Regions from separate parts of the Homo sapiens genome. Here region 2 is linked to region 1. Evidence: chromatin contacts called from ENCODE Hi-C or POLR2A ChIA-PET data. All regions are on one chromosome and are shown on one strand. Each heading gives the region's core, a stretch centred on a gene start or an enhancer-like site at or near the end of the contact. The rest is flanking DNA. Distances are from core to core; before and after follow the strand shown. Region 1 has its middle 21 kb from the start of TTC1. Region 2 has its middle 54 kb from the start of LINC01845.

Evidence for each region. A loop is a pair of places that touch in the nucleus more often than their neighbours do. ChIA-PET counts read pairs that join two places held with the same protein, here RNA polymerase II (POLR2A). Pooled maps may share reads with other maps.
Region 2: a loop to region 1 is called in a pooled map, with 4 times the contacts of the local background. The contact joins two enhancer-like sites. A Hi-C loop is called at or near these places in 1 of 168 maps with a recorded cell type or tissue (left ventricle myocardium superior) and 6 of 50 pooled maps. POLR2A ChIA-PET finds 5 or more read pairs at or near these places in 2 of 52 experiments (T-cell and activated CD8-positive, alpha-beta memory T cell).

What each region holds. Positions count from the first base shown.
Region 1 is chr5:159,985,701-159,990,000 of GRCh38, forward strand. It overlaps a transcript of ADRA1B not described here. Among named protein-coding and RNA genes, the nearest start is that of TTC1, 21 kb to the right of the region's middle. Within about 2 kb of position 1,596, at least 5 of the 41 ENCODE cell types and tissues checked have a DNase peak (open chromatin) inside an H3K27ac peak, as active enhancers do.
Region 2 is chr5:159,410,758-159,414,788 of GRCh38, forward strand. No RefSeq gene overlaps it. Among named protein-coding and RNA genes, the nearest start is that of LINC01845, 54 kb to the right of the region's middle. Within about 2 kb of position 1,639, at least 2 of the 41 ENCODE cell types and tissues checked have a DNase peak (open chromatin) inside an H3K27ac peak, as active enhancers do.

The DNA of each region.
Region 1 (4,300 bases), core at 346-2,845:
AAAAGGACTGGAAATAATCTTGGAAGAAACTCTTTCCTCAAAGGACTCTGGATCACTGAGAGGCCAAGCAGTGCTGCCTCTGGGACCTGGTGACAAAGCCTGATCCTGCATTGCGAAGAGGAGCATTCTGCTTGGAACAAGGCACTGTGGGACCTGAAGGGAAGAGAGTTCCGTCTAGCCCTTGAGGCTTTGCAACTTTGGGAGGGCTGGGACATAGCATAGCCCTGAAGGAGAAGGAGAGCTCACAGAAGCACCAGAAGCATCAGCAGCAGTGACTACTCTTTAATGCAACTTGCTGAAAGCAGTTATTAAGAAGGTGGTGGGAAGAAAGGAACCCACAGGGCCCCCAGAAATATCTAGGGAGCCTTTTTAAGAGGGCCTGAGTTTCACAGGTGAGGACTAATAGACAGATTTTCTTTTAAGAGACAATGCTCACCCAGGCTGGTATGCAGTGACACAGTCATAGTTCACTGCAGCCTCGAACTCCTGGCTCAAGGGATCCTCTCACCTCGGCCTCCCAAGTAGCTGGGACTACAGGTGCATGCCACCATGATCTTCTAATCTTTAAAATTTGTAGAGACAGAGCCCCACTATGTTGCCTAGGCATATCTCAAACTACTGGCCTCAAGTGATCCTCCTGCCTTGGCCTCCCAAAGCACTGGGATTACAGGTGTAAGCCAGTATATCCAACCTAGACAGAAAATATTGATTATTCACACTCACGTGACCTAATTTGCACCCTCTGACTTGTGAGACTAGAGAGAGTCATCTTGGAAAAGAGGTGTGTGCTCTGAGGCTGGCTCTTTTATTTGAACCGACAGCTTTTAGTACCAAGAGCTGGAGCTGTGATTCTCAAACTCAGAGAGGAGAAGAATCACTCAGTGAGCTGATTAAAAATACCGACTCACAGTCACCTCCAGCCCCGTCTAACGGATTTAGCAGATAGAAATAAGACCCAGTAATCTGCGTTTTAAAGAAATGATACAGTTGGTCCATGGACCAGATATTGAGAAGCATTGCACAGATGGTCAGTGACTCAGGAGGGCTCGATTTACGATCTATCCACTTTACGATGGGTTTTTGGAGACGTTAGCCCCATCGTAATTCCAGGGGCATGGGTGATCCAGCTTACATTGCCGGGTAAGGGCTAGGTTTTACTCCCCCCTCAACGGCGCCTACTGTCTTAACAGGGTCCACTTTGCTAAACACCGAGTTGGAAAAGCAGCTTCCTCTCTTTCCCAATCTCTGATGGTGCTGCTTCCAGGTGTAACTTCTACCTGCCCTCTGCCTTAAGGGTCCCTAGAACCCAGGATGGCTCCAGAGAAAGTAAGCTTGTCATCGACCCGTCACTTCCCAGGTGGTTAACGTCCACACCCTGCCCCCAGCGGCGGGGGAGCCGGGCCTACGGGCTAAAGGACGGTGTTGTAAGAAGCTGGACGAGCCCGGTTCCAGAAACCAAACAGCAGTTGTTATCATGCCTTTTAAATCACGCGTAGAGGTTTCAGTTTCTTCCTCTGCAGGCCCGTAAATATTTGCCTTCGGGTTTCTGTGTTTTCTGCCGTTGCCAGGAGCTCCGATCCTCCTGCGGCGGGGGCGCCCAGGTGCGCGGGTCTCTCCTGCGGGCTCAGCGGGCCGGCGCCGCGGCGTCTCCAGCAGAGCGCAGCAAAGAAGACGAAGCCTCCTGGGGCCTTTCCTCGCCGCCTGGAGCGGGGCATCCTTCCTCCTTACGTGCAGAGACTGGGAAGCAGCTCTTTAGACACTGCAGTGACCGAGCCCGCTCCACGCCCCTTTCCCCTGAGCAGGTGCTTGACGTGGGGCAAGCTCGGCGTTGAGGTGGACCCGCGCGCCACCCGCTGGCCAACGCGCCTAAGCGACAGGAGTGCAAAGAAACGAGGCTGCTTGGCAATTCAGCTGGTGCGGCCCTGCGGCACTTCCCTTATTCCTTCATAGATGCAGTCAGATATTCTAGAATTCTAGGTTAGGAATGCTTTAACCTGGGGTCCGTGCGCTGGCTTCAGGGAATCTGGGAGCTCTCTAAAATGCTATAAACAATGTAATATTTTTCTGGAAAAGGGGTGCACACTTTTCATGAGTCTGACTAATTTTATATGGTCTATGGACCAAGTGCCAGGCAATGTGCAAGCCATTGGTGGTAAGTAGTGATCAAGCAGACGTGTCGCTTCTCCTCGTGGACTTTGTAGTCTTTGTGGTAGGCTGAAGAATGCCCCCCCTCGGCCGGCCGCCCAAAATATGTTCACATCCTAATCCCTGGAACCTGTGAATGTTACCCGTTATGGCAAAGGGGACTTTGCAGATCTAATCAAGTTAAGGATCGTGAGATGGGGGGATTAGCCTGGATTATCCTGGTGGGCCTGATATCACAAGGGGTCTTATAAGAGGAACACAAAAGGAAACAGACAGAAGACAATGTGACAACAGAAGCAGGAGAACAAAGGGACGGACATTTTAAGATGCCACACTGCTGACTTTGAAGATGGGAGACTTTGAAGATGGGGAAAGGAGGCCGTGAGCCAAAGGATGTGGGCAGACTCTGAAAGCTTGAAAGGTCAAGGAAACAGCTTCTCCCCAGGAGCCTCGGGAAAGAATCCCACTGCTGACACCTTGACTTTAGCCCAGTAAAACTGACTGTAGACTTCTGACCTCCAGAACTGCAAGAGAATCAATATGTTTGTTGCTTTATGCCACTATTTTGTAATGCTTTGTTACAGCAGCTTTAGGAAGCTAATATGCATCTCAGCAGGTGTCAGACTCTAAAAGTGGTAAGAGACCACAGTCCTTTACAATGCTGAGATTCTCTGTATCACTGGCCCTTCCCCTCTCCAGGAGGAGACAACCAAGAGACAGAAAGTCCAACTGACACTACAGAAGTAGATTTACTGAACTCACCCATGCCATAGAGGTACGTCTACACCTGAGTCTCTTTCCTAGAGAGTTTCAGAACTAGTTAGGGAGATAAAATTCAAATTACATCTGTGGCCGGGCATGGTGGTGCATGCCTGCAATCCCAACAGTTTAGGAGGCTGAATGGGAGGATCACTTGAGCCCAGGAACTTGAGACCAGCCTGGACAACATAGCAAGACCCCATCTCTACAAAAAAAATTTTAAAAATTAGCCAGGTTTGGTGATATGCACCTATATTCCTAGCTACTCAGGAGACTAAAACAGGAGGATTACTTGAGGCCATACATTGATGGCCATTTGGGCTGCTTTCTACCTTTTGGCTATTGTGAATAATGCTGCTATGAGGATGGGCATATAAATATCTCTTCCAGACACTGCTTTCAATTCTTTTGGATATATGCCTAGAAATGGATTTTTTTGAGGAACTCCAATACTGTTTTCCACAGTGGCTGCACATTTTACATTCCCACCAACAGTGCACAGGGGTTCCAATTTTCACCACCTCTTCACCAACTTTGTTATTTTTCTGGTGTTTGGTTTTTTTGTTTCTTTGTTTGTTTGTTTGTTTTTGAGATGGAGTCTCGCTCTGTCGCCCAGGCTGGAGTGCAGTAGTGTGATCTCGGCTCACTGCAACCTCTGCCTCCTGGGTTCACAACATTCTCCTGCCTCAGCCTCCCGAGTAGCTGGGACTACAGGTTCCCACCACCACGCTTGGCTAATTTTTTGTTTTTTAGTAGAGACGGGGTTTCACTGTGTTAGCCAGGATGGTCTCGATCTCCTGACCTCGTGATCCACCCGCCTAGGCCTCCCAAAGTGCTGGGATTACAGGCGTGAGCCACCGCACTCTGGTGTTTGTTTTATAGTAAGCACTCTAATGGGTGTGAGATGATACCTCACAGAGATTCTGATTTGCATTTCCCTAATCATTAGTGATGTGGAGCATCTTTTCATGTGCTTATTGGACATTTACATATTTTCTTTGGAAAAACATTTATTCAAGTCCTTTGCTCATTTTTTAAATCAACTTATTTGTGTTTGTTGTTGATTTTCAAGTAAGTCTTTTAAGTCAGTTTTTTTGGGGGGGTAAGATTTATATAAAATAAAATTCACTATATAAAATGAATTTCACTATTTTAAGTGTAAGATTTTAAGTGTATGATAGGTTTTGACAAATGTATGCAATCATATAACCAACACCACAATCAAAATACAGAACATTTTCATCACCCCAAAAATCTCTCTCAGGCCCCTGTGCTGTTAAACTCCTCTTCCTTCATCAGCCCTGACAACCACTAATCTCCCCTATAGTTTTACCTTTCCCAAATGTCTTATAAATGAAATCATACCCTATGTATCCTTCTATGTCTGGCTTTCTTC
Region 2 (4,031 bases), core at 389-2,888, 570 kb before region 1:
TGCACACATTTTTTCCCCCACGTTGTACCGTAATGGTTGCTTTAGAAAACAAACTGAAATCCCTACTGACTGAGTCTCATGTTAGCACTGTTGCTAGAAAAAAAAAAAAACACCCCAGATTTCCACAAGTATTGTAGTTTAAACAATGCAAAGTTATTCTCTTACAGTTCTGTGGGTCTGACATGGTCTCACTGGGCTAAAATCAAGGTGTCAGCAGGGGTATGTGCCTTCTGAAAGCTCTAGGGGAGGATCTCTTTCCTTGCGCATTCAGGTCGCTGGCAAAATTCATTTCCTCTGGTTGTAGGACTGAGATGTTGTTTCCTTGCTGGCTATCACTGAGGGACATTCCCAGCTTCTAGAGGCCACCCGAATTCCTTGACTCACGCCCAATTCTGCCATCTTCAAAGTCAGAAACTCTTCTTTCCTCTCACCTCTCTGACTCATTTTTAAGGAAACTGACCCCGTTTTTAAGGACTCGTGGTTGGATTAGGCTGTCCTGGGTAATGCGGGATAATCTCAGAGTACTTAACCTTAATCTCATTTGCACAGTCCCCTTTGCTATGTCGTAACATATTCAAAGATTCTGGGGATTAGGTCATGGATATATTTGGAGGGGTTATTATTCTACCTATTGCAGCATCCATTATCACTTTAGAATGGAATGGTTTCTCAGAACAGGCAGTTGTCTGTCTCCCAGCAAAGAGCTCCAGAAAACTAGGCCAATGAAAGGGAAATTTGGATGAAGGCAAGAGAGGTGAGGCACTGGCAGTAAATGTGATGGCAGGCCTGCAAGGGATGCTACAGAAAGAGGTTCCTGGTTTCATGGAATCCAGGTTATTAAAAGAAGAAATATTCACAAATGCCAGGAAAGTTAAATTTCATGTCTCTTACAATTTCCCTTCAGATCAGTTCTGCCAAAGATAAAGCGATCTTCACCTCTGTGAAAAACAGTAATTCCTTTCTCCATGATGTTCATGATTTGGTTGATGGGTTATTGGTTCATCGCTGCAATTATAATTGAAGGACATTGTCTTTGCTGGTTTGGTGAAGCTTCCAGATGTTATTAGAAGGGGTGTTCCTTTAAGCTCACCCAGCATTCTCTCACTTATAGCTGGGCATTAGCTATACAAGAGCTATTTGGTCTCTGAGAGCAAAGGTTCAGCCACTAAGGAAGGACCTGGTGTCCAACGTAGGCCTTTAGATTATTTCTGGAGCTTGTCTCCAGGGCCTAAGAGGTGACTCTGGCAGGACACCATCTGTTTCAACCCTATTTTTTTTCTTCTTTCTGCCTCGGCAATCCTCTTTTTTTCTTTTTCTTCCTTTGTCTCTTCTCTCCTTTCTAGTGTTCTGATGTTTTAGGATCAAAATAATGAAAAAGAATAGAAACCATTTCAACTCAGAAAATAATTCAAAGATGGGAAAAAGGTGTGTACCAAATTCATTGCTCTAATCATTTCTGTTCTGATAAAAGGAGTTTACAGCAAAGGAATAACTTTTCTGTGTCTCTGAGGCTTTGGAAAAACAAGGCATCAAGAAGCTTTGGGGTGTGGTGGGTGTGGTGGGGCAGCCTACTGCTTGTTGAGGTAATGCAAACTAAGGAGAAAGAGGTGTTAGCTTCCTCCGAGGCCAGGGCGTTTTAGGCTGCAGGTAAACCATGGATGTGGTTCTACAGATGTTGCCACAACAGGAAGACAAAATCTCACAGCTAACAGAGGTCACAGCTTTTGGAAACAGTGGTTGCGACACAGAGGAAACTCCCCCTCCCAGCCCTACCCCAAGCACATCCTTGCTTCTCTCAGTCACGCCAGTTACACCAACAGGGGCAGCTCTGGGGAGGACATTTGGAAAATAGTCAAGAGAGGGTGAAACCGCTGGCATGATGTCACCAACAAGAGGCTACCCCCTGGGGAAACCTAACAGGAAAAAGGTAGTTGAGCCAGGAAAAGCCACCAGACCCTTTCTCTTGGCTTGAGGCATCATATACATTTGAATAATAATCAAATTAACAATGTAATATGACTGTTTAGCAACAATGATGTGCTAATCATGGTTTTACATGGATTATCTTTAGTCATTAAATTCTCTACATCCTAGAGATGCGGAAATTGAGAATGAGAGAGGTTATGAGAGCTTTGAAAGGCCACAGAGCATGTGTTGTGGCTGAGATTCAAGCCCAGCTTTACTGATTTTAAAGCTTGTCTTCTCTTTCCCTCCCTTGCTTCCTTTTTTTTTTTTTCAATTTTCTTTCTTGCTTCATGTGCTTTTTTTTTAAAGAAATAAAATGTTACCCCCTCATCGATAATCCCTTTGTGTCTCTGCTGTCTGCCCTGTCCCACCCGCCTGCCATCCTTGCCAGCAGCAGCCTCTCAATTGAGGTTAGAGTTTCTCTCCCACCCTTCATTATGCATGTTCATGGCTATAAACAATCAGTATGCATGTTTTAAAAATTTACGTATATGAGAAAGAGCTTAAAGTATTAATTTACGGAGAAAAAAATACAAATGGCTATTAACCATCAGAAAAGATTCATTAAAAAAAGAGTAATAAAAATTCAAACCACATTGAAGCTGGGTGCAGTGGTGCATTCCTGTAGCCCTAGCTACTTAGGAGGCTGAGGTGGGAGGGCGGCTTGAACCCAGGAGTTAGAGGCCAGCCTGGGTAACACAGTGAGACTCCGTCTCTAAAAAAAAAAAAAAAAAAAAAAATTCACTAAAAAAACCCCCTTCACATTGAGATAGCATTTCAAAAATCTGCCAAATCGGTCCATACCCAAGATTTGATAACAGTGTATAGAAGCGGCTGAGGGAAAGACGCACTTAAACTTTGATTGTGGTGAGTAAACTGGTATAATCTCTGTAGAGGGCAATTTGACAACATATAACAAAAATGCAAATGCACAAATCTAGGTGTGGTGGCTCATGCCTATAGTCCTGGTACTTTTGGGAGGCTGAGGTGGGAGGATTGATTGAATCCAGGAGTTTGAGCCTGCAATGACCTATGATTGATCCACTGCACTCCAGCCTCGGCAACAGAGTGAGAAACTGCCTCAAAAAAAAAAAAAAAAAAGCAAATGGCAAATGCACAAAATTATAAAAGAAATCCCATTTCTTATAATTTATCTATAGATAAGTATATGTTTACACATGTTCAAAACTGCATGTGTTCAAGGTTATTCATTGCAGTATTGCTTGTAATAAAAAGACCAGAAATAGTTCACATATTCATTAACAGGGAGTGATTAAATAAGTATGGTGCATCGTTGTAACGGAATCATATGCAGTTGTAAATGAGAATGAAGGCACTCTCTGTACTAATATGGAAAGTTTTCAAATACATGTGAAGTGGAAAAAAAAGCAAGATGCAGAAGAATATATATAGCATGCTGTATTTTGTGCTAATGAAGGGGAAAATAAGCCTATGTATTAATTTTTTTTTGCATATGCATAAAGAAACTGAAAGTTTACATGCAAAACCTAATAGCAGTTTTGCATGTGGGATGTGGAAAGAGGGGCGGTATGAGGTATGGGAGAAGATTTTTAAATATATTTCTTAATTTTTTTTGAGATAGCCCATGTGGATGGACTATGTTACCTATTCCAAAAATTAAATTAAAAAGTTAAAGTGGTTTTATGCTGTACAAGTGATTCTGTAACCTTTTCCAATCAGGTTTATTTTATTTATTTATTTATTTTGAGACAGATTCTCGCTCTGTCGCCCAGGCTGCAGTGCAGTGGTGCCATCTCGGCTCACTGCAAGCTCCGCCCCCCAGGTTCACGCCATTCTCTTGCCTCAGCCTTCCGAGTAGCTGGGACTACAGGCGCCCGCCTCCACGCCCGCTAATTTTCTGTATTTTTAGTAGAGAAGGGGTTTCACCGTGTTAGCCAGGATGGTCTCGATCTCCTGACCTCGTGATCCGCCCGCCTCAGCCTCCCAAAGGTTTATCTTTCTGAATTTTTATCCGTGTGGTTGTGCCCTTGATTTTTCCATTAATTATGCTGCCTTGAACTGTAGAATTTTACAGCTGGAAAAGC